Linked DNA regions of Homo sapiens: all the other regions are linked to region 2. The links are chromatin contacts, found by Hi-C or POLR2A ChIA-PET in ENCODE. All regions are on one chromosome and are shown on one strand. Each heading gives the region's core, a stretch centred on a gene start or an enhancer-like site at or near the end of the contact. The rest is flanking DNA. Distances are from core to core; before and after follow the strand shown. Region 1 holds the start of BZW1 (basic leucine zipper and W2 domains 1). Region 2 holds the start of CYP20A1 (cytochrome P450 family 20 subfamily A member 1). Region 3 holds the start of CFLAR (CASP8 and FADD like apoptosis regulator). Region 4 holds the start of ORC2 (origin recognition complex subunit 2). Region 5 holds the start of HYCC2 (hyccin PI4KA lipid kinase complex subunit 2).

Evidence for each region. Hi-C counts contacts between places; a loop is a spot of excess contacts on that map. ChIA-PET counts read pairs that join two places held with the same protein, here RNA polymerase II (POLR2A). Pooled maps may share reads with other maps.
Region 1: a map of B cell shows a loop between it and region 2 (37-fold over the local background). The contact joins the promoter of BZW1 here to the promoter of CYP20A1 in region 2. A Hi-C loop is called at or near these places in 1 of 168 maps with a recorded cell type or tissue (B cell), 1 of 37 single-sample maps with no recorded cell type and 8 of 50 pooled maps.
Region 3: a pooled map shows a loop between it and region 2 (14-fold over the local background). The contact joins the promoter of CFLAR here to the promoter of CYP20A1 in region 2. A Hi-C loop is called at or near these places in 8 of 50 pooled maps.
Region 4: a map of B cell shows a loop between it and region 2 (11-fold over the local background). The contact joins the promoter of ORC2 here to the promoter of CYP20A1 in region 2. A Hi-C loop is called at or near these places in 1 of 168 maps with a recorded cell type or tissue (B cell) and 3 of 50 pooled maps. POLR2A ChIA-PET finds 5 or more read pairs at or near these places in 1 of 52 experiments (endothelial cell of umbilical vein).
Region 5: a pooled map shows a loop between it and region 2 (7-fold over the local background). The contact joins the promoter of HYCC2 here to the promoter of CYP20A1 in region 2. A Hi-C loop is called at or near these places in 7 of 50 pooled maps.

What each region holds. Positions count from the first base shown.
Region 1 is chr2:200,808,939-200,813,656 of GRCh38, reverse strand. It overlaps BZW1 (basic leucine zipper and W2 domains 1), which reads right to left and starts at 1,747. Exons shown (of 12, transcript NM_001207067.2): 1 at 1,667-1,747; 2 at 376-449. The coding sequence starts at 439. BZW1-AS1 (BZW1 antisense RNA 1) reads left to right here and starts at 1,487. Exons shown (of 4, transcript NR_110275.1): 1 at 1,487-1,872. RefSeq lists enhancers at 394-909, 910-1,425, 2,274-2,533 and silencers at 1,174-1,543, 2,074-2,223.
Region 2 is chr2:203,237,466-203,242,036 of GRCh38, reverse strand. CYP20A1 (cytochrome P450 family 20 subfamily A member 1) reads right to left here and starts at 3,019. Exons shown (of 13, transcript NM_177538.3): 1 at 2,903-3,019. The coding sequence starts at 2,974. RefSeq lists enhancers at 2,299-2,588, 2,412-2,983, 3,269-3,318 and a silencer at 2,989-3,198.
Region 3 is chr2:201,113,517-201,117,739 of GRCh38, reverse strand. It overlaps CFLAR (CASP8 and FADD like apoptosis regulator), which reads right to left and starts at 1,576. Exons shown (of 10, transcript NM_003879.7): 1 at 1,259-1,576. LOC105373836 (a long non-coding RNA gene) reads left to right here and starts at 1,056. Exons shown (of 3, transcript XR_923785.3): 1 at 1,056-2,796. RefSeq lists a silencer at 1,091-1,300 and an enhancer at 1,331-1,590.
Region 4 is chr2:200,961,895-200,966,251 of GRCh38, reverse strand. ORC2 (origin recognition complex subunit 2) reads left to right here and starts at 2,592. Exons shown (of 18, transcript NM_006190.5): 1 at 2,592-2,762. It overlaps LOC105373835 (a long non-coding RNA gene), which reads right to left and starts at 2,820. Exons shown (of 3, transcript NR_187976.1): 1 at 2,622-2,820. RefSeq lists a silencer at 2,183-2,581 and an enhancer at 3,290-3,359.
Region 5 is chr2:201,070,053-201,074,905 of GRCh38, reverse strand. It overlaps HYCC2 (hyccin PI4KA lipid kinase complex subunit 2), which reads left to right and starts at 3,235. Exons shown (of 13, transcript NM_001321623.1): 1 at 3,235-3,296. It overlaps NDUFB3 (NADH:ubiquinone oxidoreductase subunit B3), which reads right to left and starts at 2,905. Exons shown (of 3, transcript NM_002491.3): 1 at 2,847-2,905. RefSeq lists enhancers at 2,383-3,006, 3,143-3,232, 3,253-3,522, 3,007-3,632, 3,623-3,762.

The DNA of each region.
Region 1 (4,718 bases), core at 498-2,997, 2.4 Mb after region 2:
CAAAATCTGGGTGACTACATTAGGAGTTCTCCTTTTATAAATTAACATTTTTGCTCATTTAAGTTTGCTTAAATGAGACTGCCTGCTAGTGAAAACAGAGCCCTTATTTTTATTTTTAAAAATATTTTACCTTCACACCGAAAAGAAGATTCACTAACCGGCTTAGAGATATATTGATACTAAAAATTAAGGCTTGAGCAGTAAAGCAGTAGAAATATTAAAGGTGTATGTGAAATGGCAGTCAACGAGAAATTCAAGTTTCTTTCTGGTATCTTCTTTTGAGGCTTTAGTAATATGCAAGTACCTGTCAGAGAAGGCAAGATACACAAGATGTTCTGGAGGTTTGAAGAGAGACATTAAAACGTAAATATTTACCTCTTTTTCTAGTTTTAAAACGCTGGCCTGATAGCGTTGGCTTTTGCTGCTTTTGATTATTCATAAAAGACACCCTAGGAAAGGAGAAATAAAGCCTTAATATCAGTGCCATAATACTAATTTTTAAAGCAAAACATCAAACCTTAGTCTAGTCACATATGAATCAAATGGAACACCCACTCTCAGGATATAAAGCTGGCAATTATACCCGATACAGGCACAAAGAATTACCTGCACTTGAATCAAATGTACGTCAAAATGTGCATTTCTCTCTACAAGAAACCCTTCAAATTAGTGCTGTGAACTACTTTTAAGCGACATTGTAGTGCTACAGTGATCACCCGTCATAAACCTAATTGTTCAGTTTTCTCCACATTCCTCTTTACATTCACTTACATCTTCCACGACCACTAAGCATCGCAGAACGCAAAGAGAGATTATCACCATAGTCAGCAGGCATCCAAAATGTGTATGCCAATTCTAAAACACTGTCAAAAGGTGAACCCCTTCTTCTGACAAGCCTGGTTACGGGCAGCACCATCCTACCCTAGGTCATGCCTGTGACCGCAACAGCGGCCGCCTTGCACCACTCAGGCCTGCAAAACTAACAGCCAGCCCAGCCTCCTTCGCCCATATCCCACAGTCCTAGCCTCCTCCCCGGTAACGTGTCTCCCAATCCACACCCTTCCCATGCCTCCCGCCCGAGCCACAGATCACCCGCTTCCCGCCCAGGACCCCATCGGCCACAGCGGGGCGCCGTAGGGTCCCGCGGCTCTTTCTCCACTGACCCTGTCGCCTGCGGTGGCGGCCGCCGCAACGAGCGGACCACAGTCACTGAGGCGCTTTGCGCCGGGGCCCCAGGCGCCCCGTACATCCGCCCGCCCTCCAGCGAAAGCAGCGGCGGAGGCGGCGGCCGCAGCGGTGGTGGGTGGCAGCCCCTCCGCCCCGCCCGCCGGAAGCCCCCACGCGTACATCACACAACAGAGGCCGCGGCGGCTTTGTTAGCCAGGCCGGGCACGGCCCAGAGGGAGCCCGCCTCGGCCACTGCCTTCGCAGCCAGCGCCGCGGCGCACACCCGGACCCCACCTCCCCACCCGGGCCGCCGCTACCCCTCGGCCTCCCTGCCGAAGCGGCGGCCTTTCAGGCCCTAGATCCGGCCCGGCCTCAAGAGGCGACCTCCGTTCGGGCCCATCCAAGCCGGGCCGCATCCAGCCCGCCGCCTCCCTCTCCCTCTGCCCGGCGTCCACGACCCGCAGCGTCCGCCCGGGGTGAGCGGGGCGCCGCGTCTCACCGAATTTAAGGCGAAGAGGAAAGAGCCAGAAATCCCCGATGTACCGGCAACTGCGGCGGTGTCTCCTCTGCGACCGGAACTAACGCCAGGAGGAGGGAGAGGTGCCACCCCCGCCCGGACCGCTCTCCTATCGCGAGATTTCTTCCCCTTGCCCCGCCCTGATCGTGGACAGGCGCTTCCGCCTTTTCTATTGCGCGCGGATTAGGGTGAGGGACTGGGATAGGGGAGGGGAGAGACGTTTCCAGTCTTCTTTATTCCCTTACTGGGTTCCACGTCGCCTGGACACTTGTCCTAGACTAGCTTATTTTTCTTCCCCCGCTGCGTCGTCCGCCCTCTTCACACATGGAGGGGTTGGAAGAGCGGAGCCGGCCCCCGCCGGTCTCGAAGTTGGACGCGTCCTCCTGGAGTCCCTCGCCGCCGGCCCCCTCCTCCAGCACCGGAAGTCGAAGCCCGAGGGCGGGGGGCCCTCGGGTCGTGCGGGGGCGGAGGCTGGGGGCGGGCATGGGGGCGTGGTTTGGGGAAGGAATCCGCACCTCGCCTCCGCCCTGGCCGGGATGGGCGGAGTTCGCTCCAGCTGAGTCCCCTGCCTGGCGACTTTTCTCTGAGGGGCTGTCTCATTGTTCACTACCTCCCTTAAGAGCGAAGAGGACACAGGCCGAAGATTGAGAAGGGGAAATTCTGTCCTCCAACCGCGGTCCCTGCGCGCTGCAGCGGTTGTCTCCCGAGTGTGGTGGCTATGGGGACTTGGAGAGCATCAGAATCCCTTGGAGGACTTGTTATAACAGACTGCTGGGCCCCACCCGTAGTTTCTCATTCTGTAGGCCTGGTGTGGAACCCATGAATGTGCATTTCCAACAAGTTATCTGTGATGCTGCTGCTGGTCCGCACCTTGAGAACCCCTCAGTTAGAGGCTATATCATCAGGGAGCTGGGGTACGATCAGATTAGATAGTGCGTGTGAAAAGCACTGTGGACGTGACAAAACTCTGTGCAGATAAAGATGCACAGCGCCTCTAGGATGTAGCCCCATGTTTTTATTCACTGTACAGTAGTTTACTTCTCTCCAGTTGCTTCCTCACTCTCTGGTAGGAGGAGAGTGGCTTCTCTTCCCTAAACCTTTTGATAAAATAGTTTGTTGACTTCTTTTCCCTAATTAACTATCTGACCTCTACCCCACCCCCCCGCAACTTCATGGAAAAATGACTTTCTCAGCGTTCGTTCCTGAAATTATTGCCAAACCCAGTGTTTTATTCTTCACCCTGTTTGCCTCCTCTGAGCATTGAATGTTACCTACCTCTCTCCTTGAATCCTGGCTCCAGCTATCCTGGTTACGTTCTGAATGTGCCTTTGCACGGTATTTTCTGACTCTTCTTTTCTGTACTGATACCTTTTCTTTCTGGATACTTTCTTCTATGGCAGTCTCATACATTCTCAAGGATTTAACATTTACTCCACTTAAAAGAGTTCCAAGATCATCTACTGAATCATTAAGCAAATATTTGTTAAATCCAGGCTCTATGCCCTTCCAAGTTGAGGCAACAGCAGTGGGAAGGAGGCAGGAAACAAACTGCATCTGTTGGAGGAACTGCAAGAAGCTAGTGTGATTGGGAGGGCTGTGGGGAGCAGAGGGAAGTGGCTGGAGTCTGATCTCTAAGTGTCTAGCCCCTTCCTTTCTCCCAAGGCCCCAGTCCACACTATCTGGCATCTTCACTTCATGGCTAATTTAACACTGTCAGTGCTGTCAATTGCTCTTCCCCCAGAACTGTATTTTTCACATCTGAAGTTCTGTTAAAGGACAACGTTTCACAAATAAAAATGATAACTAATATGTCCCTATATGTATCAGGCCCTCTTCTATGCACTTTATGTAGTAACCCCATTTCATCCTGAAAACTACCCTGTAATCTAGACACTATTATTAGTCCCATTTTACAGATGGAAAAGCCGAGGCATCGAGGTCAGGTAACTTGTCTAAGATCATAGCGCTAGTAAGTGGAAGAGGTCCAGTTGAACCCAAGCAGTCTGGCTTCACCATTATAATGCACCGCCTTACCACCAAGATCTTATTTATTCATTCAACAAATATTTATTCAGCTAGAGACCAGTAGAGATAGTGACATGTTACGCCTATGGCCTCACAAAGCTTATCTTCTATTTTTGCCACGTTTTAAAATTGTATCATCTTTCCCCAGTACCATCTTGATTTAGGCATCTATTACCCCTAACTAAATGGGACTTTTGCAATAACTTCCTAACTGTACTATCCCCTTTCTCAACATTTCCAGAGCAATCTTCTCAACTGCAAGCTGAATCATTTCTCTTCACTGTTTAAATGCCTCTGTTTATACTCAGGGATAGCTCTGACCAATGTTTTTCACCTTTACTTCCCATCACATTTGTGGTTCTTAACCTGTTATTACCATCATTGTGGGGTATGTAGCAAATGATTTTTGACTAAAAATGATATTAAAGTAAGCAGATTATTTTCTTTAAAATGTAAAGTGGATTAAAGGTTTTCCTGAACTCCTGGCCTCAAATAATCCTCCCACCTTGGCCTCCTGAAGTGTTGGGATTACAGACCACACCTTGCCACTTATCTTTTCTCTGCTTTTGGGTGCACCCATGGGAATAGGCACCGTGCAGCTAGCAGGGGAAACGTTGTTTGTGAATTGTATTATGGTAGGAAAAGGTTCCAAACAATTGAACTCTATGCTTTGGTCAGACAGGACACATCTTGTCTTGACCTTTCTTGAGATGTCCTTCCCTCATTTTCCACTGTCAAAATCCCACTATTGTTTCAAGCCTTATCTCAACTACTGCTTTTTTCCCATAAGCCTTTCTTAGTCATGGATGTGAACACATTCCTTCTTTGTAATTGGGCTACAGGCATGAGCCACTGAGTCTGCTAATTTTTTTTTTTTTTTTTTGGTGATGATGGGGTTTTGCTTTGTGGCCCAGGCTGGTCTCAAACTCCTGGCCTTAGGTGAGCCTCCCGCCTCAGCCTCCCAAAGTGCTGAGATTATAGGTGTGAATCATCACGCCTAGCCTTGCCC
Region 2 (4,571 bases), core at 1,770-4,269:
AATCTTGTCTCTACTAAAAATAAAAAAATTAGCTGTGTGTGGTGATGTGTGCCTGCAGTCCCAGCTACTTGGGAGGCTGAGGCAGAAGAATCGCTTGAACCTGGGAGGCAGAGGCTGCAGTGAGCAGAGATCATGCCACTGCACTCCAGCCTGGGCGACAGAGCGAGACTTTGTATCAAAAAATAAAAAATAAAAAATTTAAAAATTAGCCAGGTGTGGTGGCATGAGCATGTAGTCCCAGCAACTTGAGAGGCTAAGGTGCGAGGATCGCCTGGGGCCAGGAGTTTGAGGTTACAATGAGCTATGATGGTACCACTGCACTGTAGCCTGGGCAAGAGTGAGACTCTGTCTCTTAAATGAAACAAAACAAAAAATAAAGATTACCAATGTTATCAAATTATTAGGCCTTAACTTAAAATATCTGCAGCATTTGACTTAGCTGATTATCCTCTTCTGCTTAAAACATCTGGCTTCCTTCTATTTGTGTGGCTGCTCCTTCTCAGTCTCCTTTGCTGGCTCTTCTTTCTCTCCTCAACCATTAACATTGGAGAATCCAGGGAATGGTCCCTGGGACCTCTTCTCTCCTGTATCTAAATTGTCTGGGAGATAGCAACCAGTTCTCCTCGCTTTAAATACCATCTATACATTGATAGCTCCCAAATGTGTATCTTCAGCCTGGACTTTTCCCATAAACTCAAGACATATATTCAGTTACTCCTCAACATCTCCACTTGAATGTCTAACAGGCATCTCAAACCTAGCCCACCCAAAACCAACTCCTAATCTCTATAAATCCCCACTACCTCCCACCAAAACAAAACTAAAGAACAACCACCACCAGCAAAACCCCTGATCTTCCCTGGAATTAATCTATCCTTCCAGATACCAGGCTAAAAATAACTGGTGTTTTCCTTGATGCCTCTCTTTCACATTTCACATCCAATCCACTGGGAAATCCCATTGGCACTATCTTCACAATTGACTAGTTCTCATTATCTGTGCCACTACTACCATGATCCAAGCTGAAATGATAATATCCTCCTAATTACTTGGCTTGCTTCCATCCTTACCTGGAGACCCATGTCAATTCATGACTTAGCAACCACAATGATTCTTTTAAAATTTATCTAATAAAATTAAATTTGAATTCTATCCAATTTCAAATGGCATTCATCTGCTGAAATCCTCCAGTGGCACACAGCAAAAGTCCATTAAAAAAGCCTTACAAGTCATTTAAAATTTGTCCTTCACTCCCATCTTTCTGACTTTCTCTCCTCTGGTATCTTCCTCATTTACTACACTCTAACCACACTGGTCCCCTTGCTTTCCAGGAACACACCAGGCGTGTCTCCCTCTGAAGGTTTGCATTTGCTGCTCCCTCGACCCAGAATGCTCTTTCTCAGAATGGCTTGCACCTTCACCTTCTTCGCGTTTCTACTCAAATGTCTCCGTATCTCCTGGCCATCCTACTTTAAAATAACAATCTACCTATCCCCAACTTTATTTCTACCCACAATCCTATGTTATTTGTTTCTATTGTCTGTTCCCCTTCTCTAGGAAATAAATTCCAAGAGTCAGGAATTTTCTGTCCGGTTTGTTTCACGGCTGGATTCCCAGCACGTGGAACCATATCTGGCACATAGCTAGTGCTAAGAATAAACAGTGTGCTTCTATGAGCTGATCAAAGAAGAGTATCATTTTAAAATCACCAAAAATTCAAGAACCACTAAAATTGTTTAGTTTCTCAGAAAATAAGATTTCAGGAAGTCCCTGATTGTGTAGTTGCAAGATTCTAGTCTAATCCATTTACCTGCTCGGAAAAGAACATTTAAGAAGGTGTATGGTCAATTCCAGCAGTTCAGCTACTTTTCAACTTTCACTGTAAAACCACCACCTTGCTTTGTAGAACAGGTGTTTTTTGTTTGTTTGTTTGTTTGTTTTGAGATAAGAGTCTGGCTCTGTCGCCAGGCTGCAGTGCAGTGGTGCGATCTTGGCTCACTGCAAGCTCCGCCTCCCAGGTTCAAGCGATTCTCCTGCCTCAGCCTCCTGAGTAGCTGGGATTACAGGCGCCCGCCACCACAGCCAGCTAATGTTTGTATTTTTAGTAGAGACGGTGTGTCACCATGTTGGCCAGGATGGTCTCGATATCCTGACCTCGTGATCCGCCCGCCTCAGCCTCCCAAAGTGTGTAGAACAGGTTTTAAAGACGGTCCTCAGTCATCAACACTTTTGTTTTCAGACCCTCCCTCTCTCGCTGACGGAGGCAAGTGGAGAGAGGAGGACCGGAGGCTCGCAGAGGCGTCAGCGGCAGAGGAAACCTCGCACCCGAACCCGCAGCGCGGCGCTCTCCCCAAAGAAGCATTTGCCTGGAGCCCCTAAGAGGAGCAAGACCTGGACCTCGAGCACTTTGGATTCCAGTCAGGATAGATCGATGGACAGATGGAAAAGAGGAATACACAAGTGCTGGGAGAATCCTCAAGAAAGGAGAAAGGAGTGGCGCGCCCAGGAGTCTCGTCCTGACACACTGGGAAATGAAATTTGGGTTTGGCGAGTTATGGCCAAAAAGCTGCCCAAAGTACTTGAGAGCCGCCTTGGAGAGTGGCGCGGGGTGCCTGGCAAGGTGAGACCGGCCTGCGGGGGCGCGGGCTTTTCCTCAGCAGCTCTACGCCCGCCTGGCCCGGCGCCTGAGGGGTAGCGACGCAGCCCACGTCGCTCTCAGAGCTTGCCGGGAGGGGCGTCACGTGACTCCGGGTGCGGTCCCCGCGCTGAAGCTCTGGAGCGAACCCGAACCCTCCTCTCAGGCCCGCCCCCTGCGGCCCGCAGCGGGCAGGTTGGCCTGGATGCCGGCGACAGAGAGACTGGGGCGGCGCCCGGGGCCCCAGAGAGCCAAGACGGCGCTCACCGGATAGAGGTAGAGCACGGCTCCCACCAACGCCAGCAAGAAGGTAACGGCGAAGATCGCGAAGTCCAACATGGTTCTGCCGCCCAGGGAGCCACGTCTCGGATCGGCCGCTCCAGCAGCAGCGCCTCAGCCTGGCCCAATTTAAGGCATAGCGTGTGGGCGGGGGCACCCCGCGGGACCCGGAAACCAACGGGCCGCTGGGGGCGTGACCGAGGCCTGCGGCCGGCGCCAGAGGAAAGAGCAATGGATCGCCGAGGAGCCGGGGCGCGGGTTCCTGAGCGCAGCAGGCCGAGGCTGAGGCCGCCTAGCGCCAGCCTCCACCGCAAGGCGGGGATTTCGGTGCACACGATTTCAGACAGAATATGCCCGCGACTTCGGACCGGGTTGCTGGCGAAAGCAGAGCCCAGCTTTCTGAGAAAAGTTAGGAGTTAGTAGTGCTCTGTCCGCCCAACAGTTTTCGCAATGGATTCAGAATTAAAACCTCTAAACCGATGATTTTCGAAGAGTGGTCCCGGTACCAGCTGCATCAACGTCGCCCGGGAGCTCGTTAGAGATTCAGATTATCGATGCCGGGCGCGGTGGCTCCACCTGTAATCCCAGCACCTTGGGAGGCTGAAGCGGGAGGATCGCTTGAGCCCAGGAGTTTGAGACCAGCGTGGGCAACATAGTGAGACCCCAGTCTCTACAAAAAAAAAAAAAAAAAAAAAAAAAAAATTAGCCTACAGTGGTGGCGCTTGCCTGTGGCCCCAGCTGCTCCGGAGGCTGAGGCTGGAGGATCACTTTAGCCGGGGAGGCAGAGGCTACAGTGAGCCGAGATGGCACGACTGCACTCCAGCCTGGGCGACAGGGCGAGACCCTGTCTCAAAAACAAAACAAAACAAAACAAAAGGAAAACAAAATAAAAAGATTCTCGATCCCAAACTAGACCTACTGAATCAAACACTCGGGGTGGGCAGGGGTAGGGGGCGCGTACAACAATCTGTTTGAACAGAGCCCTCCCGGGGACACTGTTACACACTTAAATTTGAGTGAAAACCACCACTGATCTAAGCGGGACAGGGAAGTGTCTGGGAGTAAAACAAGAGTAGATACGCCTTGTTTCGCAGAATTTCTGTCTGAAGTACTAGTAAATGTGATTCTTTGACACTTTCTGGTGAGCGGAGGCTGCACACTGTTCAGGTTTCCTTGCTCTGTTAACTCTGACTTTCGGTAAATTGCTTCAGTTTTCTAAGCTTCCATTTCCTTCTATGTAAAAAAGTGAAAATAATACCACATGGAGTTGCCTGTAGGTTAAATTACATATTTTATGAAAATCACTTAGCACAGCTCCTGGCAAAACCGAATAAGTGCTATCTACGTCAGCATTTGGCGTTTGTTGCCCTGGGCATAAAATACCCTAGGACCCCTCTTTCTATTTCGCCTGGCTCAGAAGTTTTGACGTGGCTACTGAAATACAAGACAAGGCCTGCTACTTACTAGTGCTGCTTTTAGTGAAAGTGTGCTAAAAGTATTTATAGATTTTATAGCTTTAATAATATAAAATGTCAAGAACAGGCAGCAATTTGGCAAGAGAAATTCCAGATTGCATTTTACAGCTTCTATGATAAATGACTGTTACATAAGCAGGAAACATACCTCATTGAAAATGGCAACTCTTTTGGCATCTATA
Region 3 (4,223 bases), core at 327-2,826, 2.1 Mb after region 2:
TCCAGCCAGGTTTTTTGTTCAACGAAACTTTTGTAAGGTTATTTAGGGGAATCACCAAACCGAAAAGTGCCAAAAACTCCGTTCCTCTTATCGGAAATCTCTCTCTAAAGCAGGTCAAACCTTCCAGAGCCCGCTGTCTGTTGTAGATTATCGCAGTTTGTTGATGTCCAAAAAGCTTTACTTATGCTATACGCTATCCCCCTACTGGTTTCACCCCTCATTGCTTAAGAACAAATTTCAAATGTCAACCAATTAAAATATTCGCAAGACCTCTGGCGTCCTTGAATTTACTTCCTGCCCGTGGAGCCAAAAACTGATTCTGAATTTCAGTGGCCTTTGTTCTACTGCGTGCCACTGTTAATATTAAAAGAACATGGCCTTCTGTCCAAATCCAGACACCCTCAAGCAAGAACATCTTGAAGCCAGTTTACATTTCCCAGTCGTTTTGAGGCGGTGGAAAAGTGGCAGAAACAGGTTCATTTTAAAAGGCTCTAAAAACTTTTCATTAGCCAAGCATTCCCAGCTTTCCCAAGGCAAGCTTTCCTTGCACTTGGGCAAAATAGACATTAAACTGCTCTGGAAAATAACCGCCCTGACCAGGCTATTGTGAAATTCCCTCCAGGGCGGCGGCTCCCACTGAGTGAGATCGAGCGCATACACAATTGTTGGGAAAGTCCACGTTCCCAACAACTTTCGAAAGGAAAAATGCCAGATCTTCTCAACAGTTCACCCCAAGAATTGAACTCTCAAGATCATTTTAAGCAAAGTTTACACGACGCTGAGGGCCCGCCACTGAAGCTCGCGGGTGGGCCTCTGGGGCTGCGGCTGCAGGGGGCGGCCAGAGTTGGCCAAGGGTTACTTCCGGTCTCTCAGGTCCATCGGGGTGCAGCTTGTACCGCTGTGGCCCAGGTCGCCCCTTTCTGGGAATCCGGGGCGGAGTTGCGGGTAGAAGGGGTTCGGGGGTTCGGAGCCGGGCGGAAACGGAAGCGGGGGCATTCCGCAAAGCCCGCGGTAAACAACCGAGATAAGGAACCTACAAAACTGAGTCAGGTTCCAGAAGCGCCCCCGCCATCCCCTGGCCACTGCCGGCCACCTGCAGTTTCCCGGAGCGCAGGGCTGTGAGGAGCGGCGCGGGGTGGGACGCGGGGCGCGGCGGCGCAGGGCCTGCTGCAATGCTGACTCAGGGCCGGGCGTCGGGGCTTGGGGTCTGGGACAGCTCCGGCGCCGCCAGCGCGGGGGTCGAGCGCGGGGCACGTACCGTCCTGTCGCGGCCGGACTCTCCTGCCGCTGCCACCTCAGCCTTCGCTCCCCTAGACGCCGGGAAGGCGCACCCAAGATGGAGGCAAAGAAACCGAAAGCCTGGAAGCGGACTTGGTGCTGGGCGATCGCTGTTCGCGGCGCTTCTCTCCTACACCTCCTCCCGTGGTCCTTGTTGTCTCAGCTGTCACTGGACAAAAGTCCAATAGCCGGCACTCACTGTGTGAGGCCGAGTCCCCACCCCTAGCTCCGGGAGTCCCTTTTAGTTGAGACTCGTCGGTGAGGCTGCAAGCTCGCTGTTTCCTGCTATGGCTTGTGTGACTGAGTATGCAGTAACCGGGGGTGGATGTCGACACAAGTTCCACGCGTTAGGAGTAAACACTGCGAGTGTTTTTTTTTTTCTTTCTTTCTTTCCTTCTTTTTTGAGACAGAGTCTCGCTCTGTGGCCCAGGCTGGAGTGCAGTGGCGCAATTTCAGCTCACTGCAACCTCCGCCTTCCTAGTTCAAGCGATTCTCTTGCCTCAGCCTCCCGAGTAGCTGGGACTACAGGCACGCGCCAGCACGCCCGCCTAATTTTTGTGTTTAGTAGAGACGGGGTTTCACTGTTGGCCAGAATGGTCTCGAACTCTTGACCTCGTGATCCGCCCGCCTCGGCCTCCCAAAGTGCTGGGATTACAGGCGTGAGCCACCACGCCCGGCGCGAGTGTTTACAATTGTTGTCTGGGAGTCATAGCAAACGTGAACACACTTTGTGGTTTTTTGTGTGTATGTTTTTGTTTGTTTTTTTTTGTTTTCCTTCTTGAGACAGGGTCTCGCGCTGTCGCCCAGGCTAGAAGGCAGTGGCGCCATCACAGCTCACTGCAGCCTGGATTTCCCGCTCTCAAACCATCCAGCCCTCAGCCTCCCAAGTAGCGGGGACCACAGGTGCAAGCCACCATGCCCGACTAATTTTTTTTTTTTTTTGTATTTTTAGTAGAGATGGGGTTTCACCATGTTGGCAAGGCTGGTCTCCAACTGCTGGCCTCAAGTGATCCTTGCCCGCCTCGGCCTCCCAAAGTGCTGGGATCACAGGCGTGAGCCACCGCGCCCCTCTACGTTTTTATTTATTCCTAATAACTACTTTATTGTGATTCTTAAAGAGCTTTAACTTTTCTTGAGATAATTTTAAACTCACAGGAAAGGTGAAGAATAATACCAAGAGAGACTAACAGCAGGACGGCATGAAGAGCTCGGGATTCACCCCTAGTGAAACTGAAAATTATTTAAAACAACAAACAACCATTAACCATTTAAAGCCTTTGAAATGGTCCTAAGGGCAAACAGCAAATGAAGAAACATCTGTTCCAAAAAATCTATGAAAACTCTTGGATCAGAATGTGAGAGTCAGTCTGTGGTATTTAAACCAAACCTCTCCCTTTGTTCAGCAAGAGACTCCACTCCAGACTGCTGCAACTCAGAACCTCTCTCTTCCCACAGCTCCCAGTCAGAGACCAGCATATCAGCATTTCTCATCTTGCCCCTAGCTACCTGATGCTGAAGGTAAATCCTGGGGGAGTGTGGTGGAGAGGTGGGAGATTCCTTCTTCCATCCAGAGGCTCTACCTTGGGTGGAGTGCTGAGACACCAGAGGAGACTTCAGCTCTTTTTCTCCATCACTTTCACCCCATATTCACCCCCAACCTTTTTTTTTAATCTCTCCATCTTCCCAAGATAGTTATATTCTGTTTGATTAATCTTCAGTATATATGCTATTATAATCATGTAAACGGTAGTCACAGCCAAGTTATGTACCAAACTATGATTACTTTTCCTTTCCCACACAACTTTTAGTTTTTTCTGGAGTTAATAATTGTCTTGTTTTGTTGGTTTTTCCATGTAATTCTATCCTAAACTCTGTCAGTTATCCAAGTTTGGTTTTTTGTTTGTTTTTGAGACAGGGTCTCACTCCAGGCTGGAGTGCAGTGACCCGATCACAGCTCACTGCAGCCTTAACCTCCCAGGTTCAAGTGATCCTTCTGCCTCAGCCTCCTGAGTAGCTAGGACTACAGGTCCTAGCATGCCACCATGCTAGGTGTGCCACTACAGGTGCCACCATGCCCAGCTAATTCTTTAAAAAAAAATTTGTGGCCCGGCGCAATGGCTTATGCCTGTAATCCCAGCACTTTGGGAGGCTGAGGCGGGTGGATCACGAGGTCAGGAGTTCAAGACCAGCCTGGCCCAGATAGTGAAACCCCATCTCTACTAAAAATACAAAAAATTAACTGGGTGTGATGGCGGGCGCCTGTAATCCCAGCTACTCAGGAGGCTAAGGCAGAGAATTGCTTGAACCCGGGAGGCGGAGGTTGCAGTGAGCCTAGATTATGCCAGTGCACTCTAGCCTGGGAGACAGAGTAAGACTCCATCTCAAAAAAAAAAAAAAAAAAAAAAAAAAAAAAAATATATATATATATATATATATATATATATATATCTAGTAGAAGCGGGGGTCGTGGGTGGCAGGGAGTCTTGCTATGTTGCCCAGGCTGGTTTTGAACTTGCCTCAAGTGATCTTCCTGCCTAGGTCTTCCAAAGCACTGGGATTACAGGCATGACCACTGCTGCTCTTGGCCTTTCTTATCTTTTTAGTACACCAAGAAAATTTTATTACAGATCAGCACCTGTCCTTAATTTGGAAACTACTATTCAAGAACACCTAGCTTAGCACCTCCATCACCACCTCCAACCCACCCTATCCCAAGTGAAAGCCATTTCTGGTTGTCAGTAGAACCATCATAGTGGACTTACCCCAGGCCCACCTTGCATGCCCACTGATTCTTACCACTTCAACACACACCAGTATGACTTCTAACCCAGCATATCCATATGTCGTTCCCTGAGGGCTTTTTCTGGCTCACATTGGAAGCCCATGTTGTCATCCCATTTGGCAAACCAGTAGGGGCAGGCATTTAACCCCCTACCCCTGTGCCA
Region 4 (4,357 bases), core at 1,343-3,842, 2.3 Mb after region 2:
CCCTAAATTTCAAACTATTACCCAATTAGCTGCTTGTGCCTCTACTCTTATAGTATTGAGCTTCTATTTCCCCCTTTGGAACAGTCTACTTGCCCTGCGCAAAATTTCCGTGAATACATGGGGAGTTGCCATTTTATGGTCCCCTCTGACTTCAGCTTCCTGCTGCTCCTAAATCCTGTGTCTCCATTCTGAAGGTATGGCTCTTTGTTTTTATCTTAGTGTCAACCTAAAAGCAAAACTCAGCTCCTTCCCTCTATTTTCCACACATATACCATAAAAACTACATCCAAACCCACCACTCACACCAAGGCCTCTGTGGTCTGTAGAAGCCTTTTTTCAAGATGTGAGAAGGAGAGGAATGAAGGGGAGTTTACTGACATCATAGAAATATAAAAAAACAGCCAGGTGCAGTGGCTCACACCTGTAATCCCAACACTTTTGGAGGCCGAGATGAGTGGATCACTTGAGCTCTGGAGTTGGAGACCAGCCAGAGCAATATGGTGAAACCCCCACTCTACAAAAAATACAAAAATTAGCCGGGTATGGTGGTGTGCGCCTGCAGTCACAGCTACTCAGGAAGCTGAGGTGGGAGGTTTGGTTGAGAGCAGATAGTCGAGGCTGCAGTGAACAGTAATGTTGCCACTGCACTCCAGCCTGGGCGGCAGAGGGAGACTGCATCTCAAAAAAAAAAAATTATATATATAAAAAACACACATAAGTTGAACATATCTATTCAACATTCCTAGATCTTCATCTTTTTTTCAAATTTCTTTTCTTTTTTAAGAAATGGGGTCTCGATGTGTTGCCCAGGCTGGAGTGCAGTGGCTATTCACAAGTGAGATCACTGCTCACTGCATCCTGGAACTCTGGGATGCAAACAATCTTCCTTTTCTCAGCCTCACAAGTAGCTGGGATTACAGGTGTGTGTGCTGGGCTAGTCATCTTCACATTTTTAAACACTCTTCAAACACATCATTGTTAACTGTTGAGCTATGTTCTCTTTATCTTCTGTCTCTAGTCACTCCCCAAATTCTTATTTATAATGCACAAAAAATTGCCTTTCTCTTCCATTTTCTTAACTCCACCTAGCCAAAATGGAATAATGAGGTATCAAGGCTATGATCATTTCTTTCTCAACTGGATTTCCTAAACAGCTCCCAAATCTTGTGACTCTATATCTTCCCTCCCAATCCTACCTCCTTTATCCAAAGATCTTTCAATACAAATCTGACCAGTGCCCTAAGGGCCAACTAAGCCCTTCATAATAACAGACCCAATGCTTGGCATTTTACACAGCTGTTACACGGATTTGGACCTTCTACCTGGAAAATTTTACCCCTCTTGGCCTGTTTTAAATCTATTCAACACAGGGGTTTCAGTTTAAACATCTCTTCCTCCTAGAAAATTGTTCCTGACTCCTTCTGGGCTTTTAATTAGCTACTCCTACCATGTGCTCCAATGCACTTCCCATATCATGGTATTTTTCTCAATATTGTCCGTTCAATATCTTCACGTGCTAGGTAACTACAGTGAATGCAGAGATCGTAGTTGTCTCGCTCGATAATGAATACTTATCTTCTGTTCGCAGAGTACTCTGTAGTTTTGTTTTGAGTAAGTGAATCCAAATGAAACAATACCCTGTTCTTAATACTGTATGGATCCCATCCAGGTTCATTCCTTTTCTTCCTCATTTTCTCTGTCTTGTCTTTTTTATATTTTGGATAGTTGAAGTCAATCATTTTCTCTGTCTATTCATTCTATTTCCCCAGCCTCTTCATCCCACTAGCCGTCCGATCCCATCTCCATATTCAGTGCTTCTCCTAACGTCTCTTCTTCTCCCTACCCCAAACCCTGGAGATGTACAAGATCCTACCTTTCACGCCAAATGAAGAAAATCTTTAAAAAAGAAATGCGAATCAATTTCCATTACCTTTTTCTTCAAAAGGTAGCTGGGAAACCAATGAACACTTTTTTTTTTTTTTTTTTTTTTTTTTGAGACGGAGTTTCGCTCTTGTTGCCCAGGCTGGAATGCAATGGCTCGATCTCGGCTCACTGCAACGTCCGCCTCCCGGGTTCAAGCGTTTCTCCTGCCTCAGCCTCCCGAGTAGCTAGTATTACAGGCATGCGCCACCACGCCCGGCTAATTTTGTATTTTTAGGAGAGACGGGGTTTCTCCATGTCGGTCAGACTGGTCTCGAGCTCCCGACCTCAGGTGATTCGCCCGCCTCGGCCTCCCAAGGTGCTGGGATTAGAGGCGTGAGACACTGCGCCCGACCCCAAAGAACACTTTTTAAAGATTGCTACAAGACAAACAGCTACCACTCAGCCAGCTACTGTGCAAACTTCCTCAGATCCAAACAACACTTCCTTTTCCCTTCCCCGGAAACGGAAAGAAGAAAGGAAAGGTAAGGCCCACAACTCAGGGCCCAAGAATCCGTTTTCCTCAGGTTTCCTGATGGGCGGGGCCGAATGGCCGGCGCCGACTGGACGGCAGAGCCGTCGCTCTTGGCCGACTCCTCTTCCTATTGGCTTCCTCGGGCACCGCCCCCTGAACAGGGCGGGAGATTCGGTGTGCCGCACGCAGGCTTCCCATCCCCCAGCTGGCCTCCGGTGCTCCTTACCTCCCCGGTGGTCGGGCGCGAATTACTGGAAATTGGCTTTTCCCGTTGGGGCCGAAGGTACCTTCCCTGCGGCGGCGACTCAGCGGGGTGTCGTTCGGCCGGCGTGACGCAGCCGGATCGGCGCCAGACGGAAACCTAGCGGTGAGTAGTGGGGTGTCGGGGCAGCCTGCCTCCCTTTTCTGCTTAGCTCGCGGCGTGTGAGGTGCGTCCAGGTGCACCCAGCCCCGCGTCGGAGCTTGGCCCCTAGCGTCCCAAGTCGCGCATCTCAGGACTTTCCCTCGGCACTTGGGGCATGGTCTTTGCGCCTCGCTGCCCCCCGCAGGCTGCCCGGGGGCTCGAGAACCCTTACTGGTGGAGCGCAGCCAACTGGCCAGAGGCTGGAGGCGCAGGCCAAAGTCCTTTAAGACTTGAGGTGAGAGGCTCACTCTGGGAGGACCTTTCGTTAGTCTGCCCCGCAGTTATAGGCCTTTTGTGCAAGGGACGCCTGATACTAACCTACCTGATTCCCAGCTTACGAAGCCCTCTGGTTGGAAAAGGAGAACTGTGAAGATGTGTAACGACAGTGGTAAAGTGCCCTGTGAGGTATGAAGAGGAAGAGATCGCGTCCCAGAACCACTGTAGCTAGAACCTTTGATGTCATCCCAGCCTGGAGGCACCAATGTGTCCTGCCAGCTAACTGATCGGTCACCTTGGAGCCATGCTTGGCTGTAAAATGTTGATAAGCCAGGCTCTTTTGGTAGAGCTTTTTAATTAAAAAGATGTTGAGACGTTACTTTTCATTTTACAATTGAAATCCTAATAGAATCATTACACTTTCCCGCAGTTAAATTGCAATCTGAAGAAAAATAGCACGGCCCTACACCGTTATATAAGGGCACTGCACGTTAAACGGACATCATCACTTATTGAGCAGTTTTTCTGTTAGATGTTGAATGAGTTAGAGATGTACAAGAGATCTGCATGGTTAAGTTGAAGTTTAAAGTAAAAATATCTCAGTGCACTGCAGTAAGGAGCTAAAAAAGAAAAAGGTTAAAGTAAAAATACCGATAATTGGGAGCATTCAGTGATGCTCTTTTATATATCAGGCACATCATTTCATTTAATCGTCAGGACTTTGGACAAAGTCACACAGTTATAAAGTATGGAGTGGAGATTGGAACTCAGGTTTCTCCAATATTAAAATTGGTGTTTAACCACTAATCTATCCAACCTTCTTTTTCAAAGGATTATGTTTTTAAAAATTACAGCAAATCTTTTATTTGTTTTCAAAGGAGAGTGTGTTGCTACCACTTGGTGCAATGCTAACACTTGGTGCTGCAGAATTGCCTTGAAGTAACTCCTTGAAAGGGGTTGGCCTATAAGCACCAAGGCAGTGCCTTGAGGGGTCATAATGGTCACTAAATATTGCATTTTATTGTGTGATTGTTAGGTTTTTTTGTTCGTTTGTTTTTCAGGAACTGTTGGAAAGCAAAGAAGGAAACGTTTCTCATGAGGTCTTTGTAGACATTTTCTTTAATTTGGTGATTTTGTACTATTTAATAAGATGCTCCAAAATTAGAAAAGGAAATGTTTGTATAAATGCACTTGGCTACAAACAAGTCTCAGGCTGCCTCTCTCCAGGCAATTCTTGTGTAGAATACCATAGGGAAATTGCCTAGGACAATACTCAGTTGCCTAGAATATTTGTTTTTAAATTTTCCTAGAAAATCTTGTCCCCACATCCCCAAGAACAACTA
Region 5 (4,853 bases), core at 1,986-4,485, 2.2 Mb after region 2:
TATAACATGAAGATAAAACCTACCTTGCAAGATCGTGAGAGCTGAGGAAAACACATTGTGATGTGCCTTCTACTTTCATACTTAGGTGGTGAGAATGTAACTAAGCACAACCATTCTGAAAAACTGGCAAGACCTAGAAAGGCTGAACATGGCTGGGCGCAGTGGCACACGCCTGTAATCCCAGCAATTTGGGAGGCCAAGGCAGGTGGATCACTTGAGGCCAGGAGTTGAGACCAGCCTGGCCAACATGGGGAAACCCTGTCTCTACTAAAAATACAAAAATTAGCCAGGTGTGGTAGCACACACCTGTAGTCCCAGCTACTCAGGAGGCTGAGGAATGAGAATCACTTGAACCCAGGAGGTGGAGGTTGCAGTGAGCCGAGATTGCGCCACTGCACTCCAGCCTGGGTGACAGAGTGAGATTCTATCTCAAAAAAAAAAAAAAAAAAAAGCTGAACATATGAATACCTTATGGCCATCAATTCCACTCCTAGTACATATATTCTAGATAGACACTGTCCAATATGGTAGCCACTAGCACTTGAAATGTGGCTGGTGCAGTTGGGAACTGGGAATTTTAATTTAATTTTAATTAACTTAATCTCAAAACAGATGATCAAATCGTTATTAGAAAATATTAATGTGTCTTTGGAGGCCAGGAGCGGTGGCTCACGCCTGTAATCCCAGCACTTTGGGAGGCTGAGGCAGGTGGAACACCTGAGGTCAGGAGTTCAAGAAAAGCCTAACCAACATGGCAAAATCCCGTCTCTACTAAAAATAAAAAAATTAGCTGGGCATGGTAGCACATGCCTGTAGTTCCAGCTATTAGGGAGGGTGAGACAGAAGAATCACTTGAACCTGGGAGGTGAAGATTGCACTAAGCCGAGATCGCGCCACTGCACTCCAGCCTGGGCGACAGAGCGAGACTCTGTCTCAAAAAATATACAAATAAAATAAATAAATAAAAGTGTCTTTGGAACAATTTGGATATATGAATCTACTTTATCAACTGTAAATCTTATAAACATAATCACAGATCAAAGGTTTATATTTATGGAATATAAAAAATATATTTAAAATATTTTCTTAGAGACATCAAGCCTCTAGTCTTTAAAAAAAAACAAATTTTTTTTTTGAGATGGAGTATCACTCTGTCGCCAGGCTGGAGTGCAGTGGGTGGTGCAATGTCGGCTCACTGCAACCTCCGCCTCCCAGGTTCTAGTGATTCTCCTGCCTCAGCCTACCGAGTAGCTGGGATTACAGGCGTGCACCACCACACCCGGCTAATTTTTTGTACTTTTAGTAGAGACTGGGTTTCACCATGTTGGTCAGAATGGTCTCGATCTCTGGACCTCATTATCCGCCTGCCTCGGCCACCCAAAGTGTTGGGATTACAGGCGTGAGCCACCGTGCCCAGCCTAAGAAATATGTTTTTAAAAGAACCTTTATAGCCACATTGTTTATTCTCTCTCCCAACTGTAAACAACCCAAATGTCCAATAACAATAGAAGGGATTATGGTATAGTCACACTGTAGAATATTATACAACAAAAAACTACATGCAAAAGTGTGATTGAATCTCCACAAATATGGATAATGAGCAAGGGGTGAGTCAGAAAAAAATACACATGCACTCTGAACCCATTTATATAGATTGAAATGCCTAACAATTCATTTTTTAGGAATTCATCATAGACGGAAAAATTAAAGTAAAACAAGTGAGTGCTTAGCACAAGTCAGGATAATGGTTACCTCTTGGTGGAGGAGATGGAATCACAGAAACATACTGGGAGATTCTAAGGCAGTGTTTTTCAACCAATTTTTAACTATTGTCCCTGTAAGGAACCTTTCTAGACATTTTATTCCTAATCACACCCCCCGCCATGAAAATTTAACACTACATATATACTGTATAACTGTTTATATACTGTGGCCCTTTGGAGGGACACAAATCATTGTAGTAACTAAGATTCCGACCCCGGCCCCACCAATTTTCAACCCCTTGAAATGTAAAATCACCCCTGTTAAGACTGCATGTTCTAAGTTATTGGCAATGCTTTATTTTCTAATCTAAGAGGTGGATACAGGAGTGTCTGCTTCTGTTAGTTATAATTTTTTAAAATGTATGTTTTATACACCCTTCTGTATATATACTTGACAATAAAAAATAAAAATAGAAAAATTGACTTAAATTGTGCTGAGGACTGAAAAATGGTGGTTATTTCCGTTTCAGAGCAGCTCAAATAATAACAGTAAGGAAATTAGTTAAATAAAGAAAAAACATGCAACCAAAAATTTTAAAAGCTATCTATGTCTGAAGTGAATCTAAAAGTCTCATGAAGATCAACCTCCACTAAAGGAAGCTGGCTCTAAGAAAATGTGCTGGTATCCTTTCCCTAAGAAAGAAATAAGAAGATAATGCTACTTCCACTACATGCAATTTTAGTTTACCGAAGACTATCAAGTATATATCTTAACTTCCTCGTATTAAAAACTGTGATTATATGAATATTAGAACATAAAAAACAAATGAACTGTTATTACTTTTAGTGATGCTGTTCTTCTGCCTTTGCGATCCAAAGGCAAACAAAGACAATTTTGCGTGTGGCAGAAGCGGGAACAAGCACCTGGATTTAACAACTACAGTAATGATCACTGAATCCTCCAACCACCTCTTCCTACCCCAACTCTAAACTAGGACTTCATTAGTTCTCGCCTGCTAGTTCTTTGATCTCCCTCCCAGCCTCCCATCCTTCTCCATTTAGTCTCTCCTTTTCTGCACTCCCCAGAATAGAGTCTAGCTCTTAATCCTAATCAACGGGCCTCCCACCAACTCCCTAATTTACCTGACAGCAATCTGACCTCTCAGGACACTCAACTCTGCAACCGGAGCCAACCGGAAACGGAGGTTGTCACCTCGAGTTTCTCACGGCAGGAAAGCGGAGAAGCCGCTTAACGTTCCGATACTGGGTTAGAGATTCCTGAATCAGGTAGAGACTACATGAGGGACGCTGGAAGTCGATTATTTTCCCAGTATATGTGCATCCTCAATCTGACTGAGGTAACAGATACTGTAGAAAAGAGAAGGGCGGGGAAGATAATATGTTGTCCTTGCTTGGGGACGGAATCCTTAGACACCGCACACAGGGCGGGGCTGCCGGCATACTGCAGCCAATAAGGGAGGCTGTTGTTGAGAGCGTGTTCTCACCCAATGAGAGGGTTGGTTGTTGCGCTGCAGTTGGCAGGCTGCTGCGGGAGGCGGCGGCGGTAGGAAGCCGGAGACAGCAGGGTGACAGGTAGGCGGCGGTGCTGTCTTTGGGGGAGGCAAAGTGCTAGATGAAGAGGGGTTTTCTTCTCCTTCGGCCGCGGAAACTACAGACGGGAGCTGGCGAGGGTGGTCTGGAAAGGCGGTAGCCGGTGTGTTGGTGGTCCCGGAACCTCTCGTAAACCAGGTAGCATCTTGGGAGGGTCGTGAGGAGGAGAAGGCGGCAGCCGAGGCGGGTGGAAGCCGAGCCTTGTGGGGCGACGTGGGGGCCCACCTAGGGCGTGGGGGCTGCGGTGGCGCCAGCAGAGAGGGAGGAGAGGCGGGAGCAAGGCGGTGTCGTGAGGGCTGAAGGGATTCTTTGCACAAAGCCCCAGGCGAGAAAAGGACACGGCATTGAAGACAGTTAAGAGAAATCCCAGTGATTGCTTCTTAGGGCCATTTCCTGGGGGTGGTGAGGGGGAGCGGAGAAGAAAAATATTTACTGGCGGTCAGATTCTGAACACTCATTATTGCTGTACATTATGTAATCTTTGGCTGTTATTTACCCAAACAACTAGGTTGTCCCTCCTGGGAGAGGAGGTCTTGCAACCTATTAATGTGTTAGAACACTTTTTTCATTGGCTTGAGTGCCATTTACATTGGCAGGTTCTCTAGGCGAAGGGTGGTAGCATGGAGGATAGAGTAGTCACGAAGAGCTTATCCCAATTATGGACTTGACAGATACTAGTTTGCGATGAATGTGGCCAGGTTCATGTTTTGTAGTTCGTGAATTTATTTGAGGGTCAAGGCTGACAACATTTTTTAAAGATCTTCAGAAAAGTGGGGAATCCTTTAAAAATGTACAGTAGGAGCTCAGTGTAAGTTGGAAAATGACTAGAAAATTAGTTGGTAGATCCCTTCCTCCCCCCAGGATATTGTGGAAGTTAGGGACTGTGCAAATAAGGTGGTGGTCTGAATATGGGGAAAAAAATAAACTTTTTTTTTTTTTGAGACGGAGTTTCGCTGTTGTTGCCCAGGCTGGAGTGCAATGGCGCGATCTCGGCTCACAGCAACCTTCGCCTCCCGGGTTCAAGCCATTCTCCTGCCCCAGCCTCCGGAGTAGCTGGGATTACAGGCATGCGCCACCACGCCCGACTAATTTTGTATTTTTAGTAGATACGGGGTTTCTCCATGTTGGTCAGGCTGGTCTCGAACTCCGGACGTCAGATGATCCGCCCGCCTCGGCCTCCCAAAGTGCTGGGATTACAGGCGTGAGCCACCGTGCCCGGCAGAAAAAAGTCAACTTTTAAGTAGTTTGTTCTGTAAGCAAGTCTGAGAAGCTACTTATGAATTATTTATTAGGTTTAAAAAGTGGACTCTGAACCTCTCGGACAGAGGCAAAATATATTTATAGATATAATTAACTAAATTATCTTATTTAAAAAAATTTTATAATTCATTGTTTCCACAATAAAATGTAGAATTAAAATAGGAATTCTATTCAGTATGTGTTATGGAAGGGCAAACGACATAAAAACTTGATTTTGTAGGTCATTGAAAAACAATTTTGAGAGCAGCACTGGAAAATGATTTTAAAAGAAGTGTTATA